2 separate regions of the Homo sapiens genome follow, and region 1 is linked to region 2. A link is an interaction called in ENCODE POLR2A ChIA-PET data of the cell type or tissue named here. Cell type or tissue: Panc1. All regions are shown on one strand. Each heading gives the region's core, and the rest is flanking DNA. Links, peaks and the distances in the headings are about the cores only.

Evidence for each region. Peaks named below come from ENCODE experiments on the same cell type or tissue, not always from the same donor. Only the 100,000 strongest peaks of a DNase experiment are listed, where the experiment ranks them.
Region 1: POLR2A ChIA-PET joins it to region 2 with 6 read pairs; 2 of 35 experiments call an interaction of 5 or more read pairs at or near these places.

Annotation. Positions count from the first base shown.
Region 1 is chr3:27,579,890-27,588,024 of GRCh38, reverse strand. No RefSeq gene overlaps it. Among named protein-coding and RNA genes, the nearest start is that of SLC4A7, 100 kb to the right of the region's middle. In Panc1, for the core only: no CTCF peak of the experiment used is centred there; no DNase peak of the experiment used is centred there; H3K27ac peaks cover 1,345 bases.
Region 2 is chr3:27,700,005-27,708,139 of GRCh38, reverse strand. It overlaps the pseudogene KIAA1143P2. Among named protein-coding and RNA genes, the nearest start is that of LINC02084, 8.8 kb to the left of the region's middle. In Panc1, for the core only: no CTCF peak of the experiment used is centred there; no DNase peak of the experiment used is centred there.

The DNA.
Region 1 (8,135 bases), core at 2,080-7,079, 120 kb after region 2:
ATGAATTTCTAATTGTTCTAGCACCATTTGTTAAAAAGACTATTTGTCCACTGAATTGCATTTGTGCCTTTGTCAAAAACAGTTGTCAGGACTGGGCGTGGTGGCTTATGCCTGTAATCCCAGCATTTTGGGAGGCCGAGGCAGGCGGATCACCTGAGGTCAGGAGTTCAAGACCAACCTGGCCAACATGATGAAACCCCGTCTCTACCAAAAATACAAAAAATTAGCCAGGCGTGGTGGCTCACGCCTGTAAACTCAGCTACTCTGGAGGCTGAGGCAGGAGAATCGCTTCAACCTCAGAGGCAGAGGTTGCAGTGAGCTGAGATTACACCACTGGACTACAGCCTGGGTAACAAAGCAAGACTTCATCTCAAAACAAAACAAAACAAAAATAAACAAACAGTTATCAGGCCAGGAGCAGTGGTTCATGTCTGTAATCCTAGCTTTTGGGGGGCTAAGGTGGGTGGATTACTGGAGCCCAGGAGTTAGAGACCCCCTGGTCAACATGGTGAAAACCCATCTCTACAAAAATACAAAAAAAAAAAAAAAATAGCTGGACATGGTGGCATGTGCCTGTAGCCCCACCTGCACAGGAGGCTGAGGTGGGAGGATTGCTTTGAGCCTAGACAGTTAAGGCTGCAGTGAGCCATGTACACACCACTGCACTCTATCCAGGGTTCTCAAAAAACAAACAAAAAAACTAAACAAATAAAAACTAGTTGTCAATATAAATATGTGGGTCTCTTTCTGGATTCATTTCTATTTCATTGACTTGTCTGTTTTTTGGTTTTGGGGGGTATTTTTGTTTTGTTTTGTTTTGTTTTGTTTTGTTTTGCTTTTTTTGAGACGAAGTCTTACTCTGTCGCCCAGGCTGGAGTACAGTGGTGCAATCTCGGCTCACTGTAACCTCCGCCTCCCAGGTTCAAGTGATTCTCCTGCCTCAGCCTCCTTAGTAGCTGGCATTACAGGTACACACCACCACATGGCTAATTTTTGTATTTTTAGTAGAAATGGGGTTTCACTATGTTGGCCAGGTTGGTCTCGATCTCCTGACCTCGTGATCCACCCTCCTCGGCCTCCCAAAGTGCTGGGATTAGAGGCGTAAGCCACCACGCCAGGCCAACTTGTCTGCTTTTTTATACCATTAACACATTGTCCTGCTTACTAGAGCTTTATAATGAATATTAAAATCAGGAAAAAAAAAAAAAAAAGAACAGAACAACGAGGCAATGTCCTGGTGGTTCAGTTGGGCTGATTTGCACTATCTTAAACATATATCCAGAATTTGATGGCTTACTACTCACACTGCTACTGTTGTAGTTTAAACAACAGGAATTTGAGTCCAATCTCTCTCCCCTACTGCAACACCCTGTTGCACTGGTCCCCACATCTACAAAAAAAGAAAAAAGAAAAAAACAACTAAAAAAAAAATAAAAATAAACCACTACCATCCTGGCACGGTGGCTCACGCCTGTAATCCCAGCACTTTGGGAGGCCGAGGCGGGCAGATCACCTGAGGTCAGGAGGTCGAGACCAGCCTGGCCAACATGATAAGACCCAGTCTCTACTAAAAATGTGTGGTGGTGGGCACCTGTAATCCCAGCTACTTGGGAGGCCGAGGCAGGAGAATCACTTGAACCCAGGAGGCGGAGGTTCCATTGAGCTATCATGCCACAGTACTCCAGCCTGGATGACAGAGCAAGACACTATCTCAAAAAAAAAAAAAAAAAAAAAGGCTGGGCACAGTGGCTCACGCCTGTAATCCCAGCACTTTGGGAGGCTGAGGCGGGCAGATCACGAGGTCAGGGGTTCAAGACCAGCCTGATCAACATGGTGAAACCCCGTCTCTACTAAAAATACAAAAATTAGCTGGACATGGTGGCACGTGCCTATAATCTCAGCTACTCAGGAGGCTGAGGCAGGAGAATCACTTGAACCCAGGAGGCAGAGGCTGCAGTGAGCCGAGATCACACCACTGCACTCCAGCCTGGGCAACAGAGCGAGACTCCATCTCAAAAAAAAAAAAAAAAAAAAAGATTTATGTCTGTCTACCAGACTGAAATGTAGAATATAGGGATTTGTCTCTATCCCCAACATCTAAAACAGTGCCTAGCACATTTGGCACTATATGTGGGCTGAGTAAATGAAATTCATAACACCAGCACTATATGTAGCCTTTGGCCACACTCTCTTCCTGGGACATTTGTGTGTTATAAGGCCACACATCCTATGGTAGAAAGCCATATTGGAATGCTGATGACTTGACCAGGAGCCAGTTACTTTCTCCTCAGTGACAGATCTATAAGCCTGCAAATCCGGCTGCTTTCTTTTCCTTAGCTTACTGGTTAGAAAGAGCCTGTTCAGTCACGTACTTGGCTTACACATTTTCCAACCAGAACAGTGTGCACTTGCCCTTTTCCTGAGTTCTAGTGCCAGGGACTGTACCTGCTGGTTGCATTTTGAGTTCTTATTCATAGTCATGATTCTGCCCCACCTAAGTACTTTTATGCCCGGGCAGTCTTGGGACTTGCAGGTCACTCCCTTGGCTTCTTTCAAACTGGTCAAGTGGAGGAGGAAAGCTATAGCCTTTCCCAACATGACTTAGTGGACTAACCCATCATTGCTCAGACCTTCACAGAATCTTAGAGTATTAGAGTGGGGAAGACTTAAATCTTGGAGTACACTGATATTCAATTTTTTTTTTTTTAAACCGCAGCAATACCTTTTCTTTAAACCAGCACTCTACTGAAAGCCCAACATGTCGAACAAATGGAATTGGAGCTTCTCTGTTTGAAACAGAGACAGGGACCAGAGTCTGCTTGGTTTGACGCAGCCTCTTCCTAGGGGATTCCCTGAGGAAATTTGCAAAGCCAATTGTTTTTACAGGAAACAGTGTGGAGATCCCAGGTGCCATCCAATGCCATTGCTTTGTAGATAAGAAAAGCAAAGTTCAAAGGGATAAAGGTATTTTCCCAAAGTTATACAGAAAGCAGCTGTCCTGGAATGAGAATTCCAGTCTCTTACTTCCCAGTTTGTACCCCTCTCCTCACCATATACACCATGTTCTGCCAGCAGCCTACCACCCATTAAGAACTTACTGCATGCCAAGCATCATGCAAGGTGTTTTACATTCACAATTTCATTTATTCCTGACATCTACCTTTTGTGGTACATACCATTAATTTTGTTTTTCAAAAGAGAGACGAGGCTGGGCATGGTGGCTCATGTCTGTAATTCCAGCACTTTGGAGGCCAAGGTGGACGAATCACCTGAGGTCAGGAGTTCAAGACCAGCCTAACCAACATGGTGAAACCACATCTCTACTAAAAATACAAAAATTAGCCGGGCATGGTGGCACGTGCCTGTAATCCCAGCTACTCGGGAGGCTGTGGCAGGAGAATTGCTTGAACCCAGGAGGCAGAGGTTGCAGTGAGCTGAGATCCCGCCACTGTACTCCAGCCTAGGTGACAAAAGTGAAACTCCATCTCAAAAAAGAAAAAAAAGAGAGAGAGAGAGAGACTAGGCCTGGCGCGGTAGATCATGCCTGTAATCCCAGCTACTCGGGAGGCTGAGGCAGGAGAATCACTTGAACCCAAGAGGCAGAGGTTGCAGTGAGCTGAGATCCAGCCACTGCACTCCAGCCTGGGTGACAAGAGTGAAACTCCTTCTTAAAAAAGAAAAAAAGAAAAAAAAAAAAAAAAGAGCAACTAGGCCCGGCATGGTGGATCATGCCTGTAATCCCAGCACCTTGCGAGGCCGAGGCGGGCAAATCACCTGAGGTCAGGAGTTCAAGATCTGTCTGGGCAACATGGCGAAACCCTGTCTCTGCTAAAAATACAAAAATTAGCCAGACATGGTAGCACACACCTATAGTCCCAGCTACTCGGGAGGCTGAGGCAGGAGAATCACTTGAACCCGGGAGGCGGAGGTTGCAGTGAGCTGAGATCGCGCCACTGCACTCCAGCCTGGGTGACAGAGACGAGATTCCGTTTCCAAAAAAAAAAAAAAAAAATGAAAGAAAAAACAACATGGAGGAACACCACATGGAAAATGTCTATAAGCTAAGCCTGGAAGTGGGAGTGTATTACTTGTACATTCCATTTGATATAACCCAGTCACTTGGCTGCACCTTACTATAGAGTACTGAGGGGCGAGGCACAGTGGCTCACACCTGTAATCCTAGCACTTTGGGAGGCCGAGGTGGGCAGATTGCCTGAGCATTTGGGAGGCCAAAGCGGGCGGATTGCCTGAACTCAGGAGTTCAAGACTAGCCTGGGAAACTGGCGAAACCCCATCTCTACTAAAAATACAAAAAATCAGCCGGGCGTGGTGGTGCATGCCTGTAAGCCCTGCTGCTTGGGAGGCTGAGGTACTAGAATTGCTTGAACCCAGGAAGCGGAGGTTGCAGTGAGCCAAAATCATGCCATTGCATTCCAGCCTGGGTGACAGAATGAGACTCTATCTCAAAAAAAAAAAAAGAGTACTGAGGGGCCAGGCATGGTGGCTCATGCCTGTAATCCCAGAACTTTGATCATTTAAGCCCAGGAGTTCAAGACCAGCCTCGGCAACATAGTCAGATTCTGTCTCTACAAAAAAAATTAAAAATTAGCCTGGCATGGTGGTGTGTGCCTGTAGTCCCAGCTACTCGGGAGGCTGAAGCAGGAGGACCACTCGAGCCCAGGAGGTTGAGGCTGCAATGAGCTGTGGTCTCACAACTGCACTCCAGCCTGGGTGACAAAGCGAGACTCTGCCTCAAAAAAACAAACAAAAAAAAACAGTGTCGGTAAATGTAGTCTCTAGCTTGGAAGGCACTTCCCTTTGACAACTTTATACTTTGAAAGGAAGGGCACAGATTTTCAGTGTACATCTTGCTTTCTCTGCTTCACCAGCTAAGGGCTGGTACATACATATTAATACAATTCTACATTCAGTATTCTTTTTCCTGACATAGCTTTTAATTTCTGTAGCTAGAGTCATAGTTGTGGTGAATCTTCATTAATTTTTTTGCATTTCCAACATTCAACCTCCCTTTTTACTTTGGAGAAATCCACCAATATGCCTATTATTATAAGACACTGTTCTTCCCAACTTTCTAAGACCAGGGGAAGACAAAGGGGAGATAGCCCCCACTTTCTTCTGCCCCTAGTAGTAGGGGTTCAAGCAAGGAAGCTAGGCCAATTGATCAGATGATCACTCTTGACACTTTGAATTGGCAGAGTATAATGCAAAAAGCATAGGCCTGCTGGTGTGCACTTGCAGAGTGGCAACAGTATCCACTGGTGGCCATGTTTTGTGGTCAAGTCCAGCAACAGGTTGACATTTAGAAAGATAATGAGAACCCCCACCCAGATTGTTTCTGTGACAATTTCTGAAGCCTTCTCATTTCCAACCTGTTTCCAAGGATTTCTACCCTCCTTACTCCAGACCTGGTGGATCCTGTGAACCGCCTCCTGATAACCTTCCAGGAATCTCTCTTTTTGCTTAAGTTATCCAGCGTTGGTTTTCCTTACTGGCATTCACCACCTCTGACTGGTACAAAGCCTCTCAGAGCACTTTGTGCAAATCTGCTTCCATCAGTCCTATTGCTTGGTTAATTCAAATACTGCTAGAAGGCTGAGCTTGGTGGCTCACATCTGTAATCCCAGCAGTTTGGGAGGCCAAGGCAGGCAGATCACTTGAGGTCAGGAGTTTCAGACCAGCCTGGCCAATATGATGAAACCCTGTCTCTACAAAAAATACAAAAATTAGCCAGGTGTGGTGGTGTGTGCCTGTAATCCCAGCTACTCAGGAGGCTGAGGCAGGAGAATCACTTGAACCTGGGAGGCAGAGTTTGCAGTGAGCCGAGATCACGCCATTGCACTCCAGCCTGGGCCACAAAAGCAAAGACTCCAAAAAAAAAAAACCCAAATACTGCTAGGAACACCATGGTTATTGACAAATCTGGACCGTTTACTCCTGAAGAGCTGGAGCCAGAGTTCCTGGCATGACCTATGAGCTCTCTCTCTCTCTCTTTATTCATAACAAAGGTTTTATACTTCCTGTGAGAAGGAAGGGGCATGGAGAGGAAGAGAGGCAAGCAGCATGGCTTCTGCCAGCTGTTCCCAACCACCTCTTCAAGCAGAGCATAGGTGGCACAAAAGGAATTCTCTAGAGTCCTGCATGGTAACTAGTGAGGGAGAAATTTGGTGGGCTGCAACAAATTTGGTGTGCGTGTGTGCATGCGTGTGTGTGTGTGTGTGTGTGTGTGTGTTCAAGAAGAGAGCCTATACAAGATTCTCCTGACCAGGGAAGAGGAGAAAGAAGTCAATGGCCAATTTGTTGGTCCATTGAACTTTAAAACCTGTATATCATGTACTCTCTTTCAGACAGTCAAGCCTGTTGGCCCTCTTTCTCTGCAATATCTGCATGAACTGTTGCTGTCAAAGAGAGGACCCAGGCTCTACATTGTCAGGGCGTTAACTATTAATGCAAGTAAATATGATTGATGTGCTTTTGAAAGGGGATTTGATCCCCCTGGAGTTATGGACATTGGCCTTTGGTATTGATTGAATCTTGATTCAGTATAGATTTATTTTATTTATTTATTTATTTATTTTGAGACAGAGTCTCACTCTGTTGCCCAAGCTGGAGTTCATGGCACGATCTTGGCTCACTGCAGCCTCTGCCTCCTGGGCTCAAGTGATTCTGCTGCCTCAGCCTCCTGAATAGCTGGGATTACAGACATGCGCCATCATGCCCAGCTAATTGTATTTCTAATAGAGACGGGGTTTCACCATGTTGGCCAGGCTGGTCTTGAACTCCTGACCTCAGGTGATCTGCCCACCTTGGCATCCTAAAGTGCTGGAATTACAGGTGTGAGCCACCGTTCCTGGCCATATAGATTTATTGATATTCTTTCACATAAGCAAACACCTCTGCACTCTAAATTTGTCTAGGCCCCCAAAGCTCATAGATATGAGTGAGGTCATATTCACATACTACCCAAATGTTGCTACCTCATAGTCCTCATGAGTGTATCTTTCCCTCTACCAAATCTGTGTCTTTTTTTTTTTTTTTGAGATGGAGTTTCGCTCTTGTCATGCGATCTCCACTCACTGTAACCTCCACCCTCCAGGTTCAAGCGATTCTCCTGCCTCAGCCCCCCAAATAGCTGGGATTACAGGCAGTGCCACCATGCCTAGCTAATTTTTGTAGTTTTAGTAGAGACGGGGTTTCGCCATGTTGGTCAGGCTGGTCTCAAACTCCTGACCTCAGGTGATCCACCCCCCTTGACCTCCCAAATTGCTAGGATTACAGGCATGAGCCACTGCGACCGGCCCCAAATCCATCTCTTGTTTTCAGGTGATCAAAAAGGTGTCCTCCTAAAAATCAACTGTTGGAGCCCTAACCCCCGGTACCTGAGAGTGTGACTATATTTAAAGACAGGGTCTTTAAAGAGATGAAGTTAAAATGAGGCTGTTAAGTTAGGCCCAGATCTAATCTGACTGGTGTCCTCATACTAAGAGGAAATTTGGACACACAATGAGACACCAGAGAGGTGCATGCACAAAGAAAAGACCATGTGAGGATGCAACAAGAAGGTGACCATCTGCAAGGCAAGGAGAGAGTCCTCAGAATGAAATTAACCTTGCCAACACCTTGATCTTGGACTTCTAGCCTCCAAAACTGTGAGAAAACAAATTTCTCATAGCTGTATAAGGAACTCAGTCTGTGTTATTTTGCTATAGCAGCTCTCGCAAACTAATACAGTCCCTGGCTCTGACAATGATTGTTGAAACTTGTGTTAACCAAGGGTTTTGGGTGCTTTGACACGGGCGGTTTTCTGCACCCTGGAGGGACTGACCCTCTAACGGCTAGCCAATTCCTAGAAATAGTAAAGGACTCACCTACCTTTTTTTTTTTTTTTACCTTTACTAGGTAAACCTAGTAAAGTTTACCTTTTACATGTAAGTCAAGTAATCCAGAGTCCATACCCCAACTATCTCCTCTACTAAGCTGTCACTGGGCTTTCACACCTAGGAGGCTGAGGCAGGAGAATCGCTCGAACCAGGGAGGTGGAGGTTACAGTGAGCTGATATCACGCCACTGCACTCCAACCTGGGTGACAGAGAGAGACTCTGTCACAAAAAAAAAAA
Region 2 (8,135 bases), core at 1,215-6,214:
AAAGAATGAAGGGTGAAGCTTGGGGGCAATGAAGAAGAAATCCAGCCCACCTATCACCCTCCAATGTCTTGACTGCTAAAGGATACTCTTGAGAGTACTCTTAAGTACTCTCGAGTTGTTTTGAGATTCCCCAAAGAGGATGTTTCAAGAATAGCTGAAAAATTTGGGTTTTTATGTGAAAATCCCCCTACTTTTCAGTTTTGGCACCCTACTTGAAAAAATTAAATAACCAAAATACTCCTGTGAGGAAGATTTCACTACGGAAAGCTTTTGACCACTGATCTAGAGCAATGCTATGATTTTAATTGAATTTCAAAAATGTCAAAAGCATGGCCGGGCGCGGTGGTTCACACCTGTAATCATCCCAGCACTTTGGGAGGCCAAGGCAGGCAGATAGCCTGAAGTTGGGAGTTTGAGACCAGCCTGGGCTATATGGTGAAATCCCGTCTCTACTAAAAATACAAAAATTACCCAGGCACAGTGGCAGGCACCTGTAATCCCAGCTACTTGGGAGGCTGAGGCAGGAAAATCGTTTGAACCTGGGAGATGGAGGTTGCAGTGAGCCGAAATCGTGCCACTGTACTCCAACCTGGACAACAGAGCAAGACTCCTCTGTCTCAAAAAAAAGAAAAAAATGTCAAAAGCAGATTTCTGCTCTAATACAAGATGGAGTAACAGGGATATGAATTAACTTTCTGCTTGAAAAAAAAACTAAACTAAAAATCAGATATATATATATCTGATATATATAACCAGATATATATATATATATATATATATATATATATATATATGGCTTCCATTAGGCAATGTAAAATAGTAATCTATTAAAGAAGAGAAATGAATGAGGAAAACCCTAATATTTCTCCAACTTACTGCCTGGAGAGTTTCCAGGCCTCAGTTTAGCATGGGGATAGGGACCCAGACAAAGCCCAGCAGTCTTCTTGATTTGAGGAGACAAAACTGTAAGGATGAGGAGGCCAAGATGGCTAGAGTTTTTGGAGCAGAGTTCCAGAGAGGAGAGACCTGCCCAGAAAGAAAAATCTAGAGAAGTGAATAGGGTCTTCCTCAACTCCACCTGAGTGTTGATCAGCACACGCATGTGAAGAAAATACCCCAAGCCCACAGGATTAGGCAGGATTTCTCAACCTCAGCTCTATTGACATTTGGAGGCAAAAAATTCTATATTGTGGGAGCTGCATTATAGGATATTTAGCAATATCCTGACTTCTACCAACTAGATGCCAGTAGCACTACCCCACCAGTTGTAACAACAAAAAGTGTCTCTACACATTGTCAAATGACCTCTATGGGGCAAAATTATCCCAGCTGAGAACTACTGGATGAGAGGTATTAATACCCAGTATTTACCCTGACTGAGGATTGTCCCCTTTCCCACTCACGAAAGTGGAAAACTTCATAATTCATGAGGTATCAGGAAAAGAACTCAGAAGGGTCTTGCTTCAGTAGTGAGCTAAAGTAGTACTGGACTAAATGCTGCTCTGGTTTAATCTAAGTAGGCTTATAAACAAGAAGTGAAACTTAACTATATCCATGAAGAAAGCTCAAGTTATATGTATAGTAATAAAACTAACAACCAGCACAGAACAAAAAATATTTTAAATGCACAGGACCCAATCAAAAATGGCCAGACATTCAAAAAAGCAGGAAAATATGACCCACAATAAGATTAAAAAAATCAATCAAAACCAACTCAAAGTGACAGATGATAAAATTAGTAGACAAGGATATTAAATAGTTACTATAACTGTATTTCATATGCTCAAAAAGCTAGAAAAAAGGTTGAGAATGGTAAGTAGAGACATGGATGATATTTTTAAAAGAACCAAATTGAACTTCTAGAGATAAAAACTACAAATGTCTGAAATTGAAAAACACTTGGTGAGATCAGTGGCATATTATACATTGCAGAAGAAAAGATTAGTGAACCTGGAGGTATAGAGATTGAAAGGATATAAAATAAAACACACAAAAATAAAAAGCTGGAGAAAAATAAACAGAGCTTTAGTGAGCTGTGGGATAATTTCAAGCAGCCTAACATGCCTGTAATTGGAGTGCATCAAAGAGAGGAAAGAGAGAAGGGTACAGACAAGATATTTGAAAAAATAAAGGTCAAAATATTTCAAATGTGGTAAAAATTATAATCCACCAATCTAAAGAGTTCAATTAAACCAATCACAAAAAAATGCAAAGAAAACTACACCAAGGCTTATCTTAATCAAATTATTTAAAACCAGTGATAGAGAAGAAGACATCAAAACAGTCAGGGGGACAAGGACACATTCTGGGCAAAGGAACAAACATATTAGGTTAGGTTAGTGCAAACGTAATTTCGGTTTTTGCAATTACCTTTAATGAAAAAACCTAAATTGTGTTTGCACCAACCTAATAAAAATGATAACAAAAAATAAGTAAGCTGGATAACATTAGAACATCTTTGAAGTACTGAAAGAATAAGTAAAACCATCAACCTAGATTTTTATACCTAAGGAAAGCATATTTTAAAAACAAAGGTAAAATTACTTTCTCAGACATACAAAAGCTAAAAGAATTCATCATCAGGAGACCTAAGCTACAAAAAAAAAAAAAAAAAAAAAAAAAGGTAAGAGAAATGCTTCAGGCAGAAGGAAAATGATACCAGATGGAAATTTGAATCTACTTAAAAAAATGTAGGGCACTACAAATGTTAGCTACGTGGGTAAATATAAAATATAAATATAAAATACTTGTTTTCTTATTTTTAAAATCTCTTTAAAAGAAAATGGACTGTTTAAAGCAAAAATAATAAGATATTCTAGGTTTTTTTCTTTTAAAAAAGATTTTGTTACTTTTTGTTTGTTTGTTTTTTTCTAGCGGCCCTCATCCAATTGTGTGGTGTTTATAACATACATGGAAGTAAAATATGTGATAACTATAGCACAAATGCTGGGAGGGGAGAAACAGAAGCATATTAACTGAGTTATTACCCTATGCATCAAGTGGTATAATATAATATCACTTGAAGGCAAACTGTGATAAGTTAAAGAATCATAAAACATATTCAATTAATCTAAAGTAGGCACAAAAAGAAGGAAAAGGAAATGAATAAGAAACAGAAAACAAATAATACTGTGGTAGATTTAAACCCAACTGTACTAGTCAGGGTTCTCTAGAAACAGAACTAATAGGAGAGATGTGTGTATGAAAGGGAGTTTATTAAGGAGTATTGACTCACATGATCACAAGGTGAAGTCCCACAATAGGCCATCTGCAAGCTGAGGAGCAATGAAGCCAGTCCGAGTCCCAAAACCTCAAAAGCAGAGAAGCCAACAGTGCAGCCTTCAGTCTGTGGCCGAAGGCCCGAGAGCCGCTGGCAAACTACTGGTGTAAGTCCAGGAGTCCAAAAGCTGAAGAACTTGGAGTCAGATGTTCGAGGTCAGGAAGCATCCAGCATGGGAGAAAGATGTTTACTACAAACCCTAAAGCAACCACTAAAATAACACAACAAAGAATTATAGCTAATAAACCAACAAAGTATCACCTGCCCAGCTACTTTTTTTTTTTTTTGAGACAGAGTTTTGCTCTTGTCGCCTAGGCTGAAGTGCAATGGCGTGACCTCGGCTCACTGCAACCTCCTTCTCCCAGGTTCAAGCAATTCTCCTGTCTCAACCTCTCGAGTAGCTGGAATTACAGGCACCTGCCACTACACCCGGCTAATTTTTGTATTTTTAGTAGAGATGGGGTTTCACCATGTTGGCCAGGCTGGTTCGAACTCTTGACCTCAGGTGATCCACCTGCCTCAGCCTCCCAAAGTGCTGGGATTACGGGCAGGAGCCACTGCGCCCAGACAATTTTTTTTATTTTTTTGTAGAGACAGGGTCTCACTATGTTGCCCAGGCTGGTCTTGAAATCCTGACCTCAAGCAATCCTCCCACCTGAGAAATCCACTTTAAAAATAAAGACATAGACCTGGCATAGTGGCTCACGCCTATAATTCCAGCACTCTGGGGGGCCAAGGCAGGCAGATCTCTTGAGGCCAGGAGTTCAACACTAGCCTGGCCAAGATGATGAAACCCCGTCTCTACTAAAAAAACACAGAAATTAGCCAGGTGTGGTGGCACACACCTATAGTCCCAGCTACTCAGAAGGCTGAGACACAAGAATCCCTTGAACCTGAAAGGCGGAGGTTGCAGTGAGCCGAGATCGCACCGCTGCACTTCAGCCTGGGAGACAAAATGAGACTCTGTCTCAAAATAAATAAATAAACGGACACACACGGTTTAAAATTTAAAAGGCAAAAAAGATATAACATGCTAACACTAACTAAAAGAAAGCTAGAGTGGCTATGTTACTATCAAAGTAGATTTTAAAAAATAAAACTGGTCATTTAATAATGATAATGGGATAAATTTATCAAAAGGTCATAATAATCTTAAGTTACCAGCAACAAACAATAGAGATAATTATTTGATGTAACATTCAAAAATTAATCATTGTAATTCACCATGTTAATAGACTAAAAGTGAATAACTATTATTGTCTACATAGACGCAGAAAAAGTATTGGACAAGACGTGCGGCCAGCCGAGCCAGCATTCCTGGCTCGCTTCAAGGAGTGGGTTGGCTATAGGGAGGAGCCCACCGTAGAGACCAAGAGAATCCAGCCTCATCTCCCAGACGAAAATGGGGATCACAGTGACAAAGATGAAGAGCCTCAAGTGATGTTTTTTAAAAAGGGAGACCTGTCAGTTGAAGAAGTCATGAAAATTAAAGCAGAAGTAAAGGCTGCCAAAGCAGATAAAGAACCAGCTCCAGCTGAGGGAAGAATCATGTATCAAAAACCAGTAAAGCACCAGTCAAGTGCCCCTCAGATGAAAAATATTCAGGTTTAAAAGCAAGCCCAAAAAGAAGACAAATTAAGATGCAATAAATCAGGACTCAGTCAAAAAGAACTCACAAAAACAAATAAAAAACAGTAGCCTCCTTTCTTTTGACAGTGAAGATGACAATAAGTAAGTGTAAATATTTTGAATTTAGTCTACGTTGAAAGTACATGCGATGTTTTTTAAAGTAACATTTTTTTCCTATTATAAAGATACTACAGGCCAGGCACGGCGGTTCACGCCGGTAATCCCAGCACTTTGGAAGGCCAAGGAGGGCACATCACTTGAGGTCAGGAGTTCGAGACCAGCCTGGCCAACATGGTGAAACGCCATCTCTACTAATAATACAAAAATTAGCCGGGCATGGTGGCAGTCACCTGTAATCCCAGCTACTCAGGAAGCTGAGGCAGGAGAAGAGCTTGAATCTGAGAGGCGGAGGTTTGCAGTGAACTGAGATCAGGCCATTGTACTCCAGCCTGGGCGACAGAGCCAGACTTTATCTCAAAAAAAAAAATAAAAAAAAAATAAAAACTACAAGTTACTTATAGAAAATTTAGGAAATACAGGAAAAAATTTAATAAACTACATCTATTCATCAATACCCCTCTGACTTAATATGCCAACTCTAGAAATTAGCTAGTATTACCATTTTGTTATTTCCCCTGTGTGGGTGTATATATATGTAAATTATATTTTTAAACAAAATACATTTTGTTTGTGTAAACAAAAAAAGAAACGGTATTAGACAAAATCCAACATTCGTGCCGGGCAAAAACTCTAACCAAACTTGAAATTGCAGGGAATTCCCTCAACCTGGTAAAACGCATCTTTGATAAACCTAGAATTAACATCATATTTAATGGCGAAAGATAGAATGCTTTCCCCCTAACATCAGGGATGAGATGACTCTATTTCTACTCACCATTATACTGGAGGTTCTAGCTTGGCCAATGAGGCAAGAGAGAGAAATAAAAGGCTCTTAGATTGGGAAGATTGAAGTAAAATGGACTTCATTTGAATATAACATTATCATCTACGGAGAAAATCCAATAAAAAGGCCATTACTAATAAATTTTAGTAGAGTTGTAGAATACAAGATCAATATACAAAAGTCAATTTTTTTATATACTAGCAACAAACAATCAGAAATTAAAATAAAAATACTATTTAATAGCATCAAAAATAAGAAATGCTTAGGTATAGACCTGACAAATTATGTGCAAGATCTACGCCCTGAAAGCTACAAAACACTGCTTAGAGAGATTAGAGAAGACCTAAATAAATAGGGAGATTCACTGTGTTCATATCAGAGGGCTCCATATTGTTAGAAAATAAATTCTTCCCAAATTGATGTATAAATTCATTAAGGCTTTTTCTTTTTTAGAAATTTTGAAGCTGGTGTGGTGGCTGTAATTCCAGCACTTTGAGAGGTCAAGGTGAAAATATTGTTTGAGCCCAGAAATTTGACACTAGCCTGAGCAACACAGTGAGACCCTGTCTCCACAAAAAAATTTAAAAATTACCTGGACACAGTGGCACACCCCTGTGTTCTCAGATATTCGGAAGGCTGAGGTGGGAGGATCACTTGAGCCCAGGAGGTGAGGCTACAGTAAGCCATATTCACACCACTGCACTCCAGCCTGGGTGACTGACAGAGAAAAACCCCATCCCCCCAAAAAAGAAATTGCTAAGCTGTTTGTAAAATTTTTCTGGAAATGGAAAGAACCTAGAATAGTCAAAAAAGTGGAAAAAAAAAACCAAGAAGAATGTTGGGGGACTTACATTGTCTTTAGGAATTATTATAAAACTACAGTAATCAAGATAGTATGCAACTGGCATTAAGATAAAGCAATGGAACTGAATATTGTCTAGATGGAGACCATCACAACTGATTTTCAAAATGGTGCAAAAGCAATTCACTGGGAAAGCATAGTCTTTTTAACAAATGGTGCTGCAACAACTGGATATCCAAATGCCATTCATACCTCACATCATATACATGTATCAGTTTAGAATGAACTGACTTAATGGTTATAGTCTTAAATGTAAAAGTTAACACTATAAAACCTATAGAGGAAAACAGGAGAAAAGTTTTGTGACTTTTAGTCAGAAACAGCTCTTTAAGGTCTAACACCACATGTACTATCCATAAAGAGAAAATATTGATAAATGGGACTTTATCAACAGTAAGAGCTTATGTTTCTTAAAAGACATTGGTAAGAGATTAAAAAGATGAGTCACAGAATGTGAGAAAATATTTGCAAATCACATATCTGATAACAGACTTGAATCTAGAATATATAAAGAGCACTCAAAACTCAAAACAAACAACTCAATAAAAAATGAGGAAAAGATTTAAAAAGACACCTTCCAAAGAAGACATATGGAGGATGACAAGCACAAGAAAAGATGTTCAGCGTCACTGATAATCAGGGAAATCCAAATTAAAACTACTGAATGATGGCCGGGCGTGGTGGCTCAGGCCTGTAATCCCAGCACTTTGGGAGGCCGAGGCAGGCAGATCACGAGGTCAGGAGGTCGAGACCACCCTGGCTAACACAGTGAAACCTCGTCTCTACTAAAAACACAAAAACAAAAAATTAGCTCGGCTTGGTGGCAGGCGCCTGTAGTCCCAGCTACTCGGGAGGCTGAGGCAGGGGAATGGCGTGAACCTGGGAGGTGGAGCTTGCAGTGAGCCAAGATTGCGCCACTGCGCTCCAGCCTGGGTGACAGAGTGAGACTCCGTCTCAAAAAATAAAAAAAATTAAAAAAATAAAACTACTGAATGATACAAAAGACCCTACTACGTACCTAATTTTAGAATGTCTACAGTTTTTAAAGATTGGCAATACCAAGTGTTAGCAAGGATATGGAGGAACCGGAACTGTCATACACTGCTGGAGGGTATATAAAATAGTACAACCTCTTTGGAAAACAGTTTGGCAATTCCTTAAAATGATAAATAAATACTGACTGTGACCCACATATTCTACTCTTAGGTATTTATCCAAAATAACAAAAATATATGTCTATAAAAACACTTCTGGCCAGGCGCAGTGACTCAGGCCTGTAATCCCAGCACTTCGGGAGGCTGAGGCAGGTGGATCACCTGAGGTCAGGCATTCAAGAACAGCCTGGCCAACATGGTGAAACCCATCTCTACAAAAATACAAAAATTAGCCAGGCATGATGGCGGATGCCTGTAATCACAGCTATGGGAGGCTGAGGGGAAAGAATCGCTTGAACCCAGGAG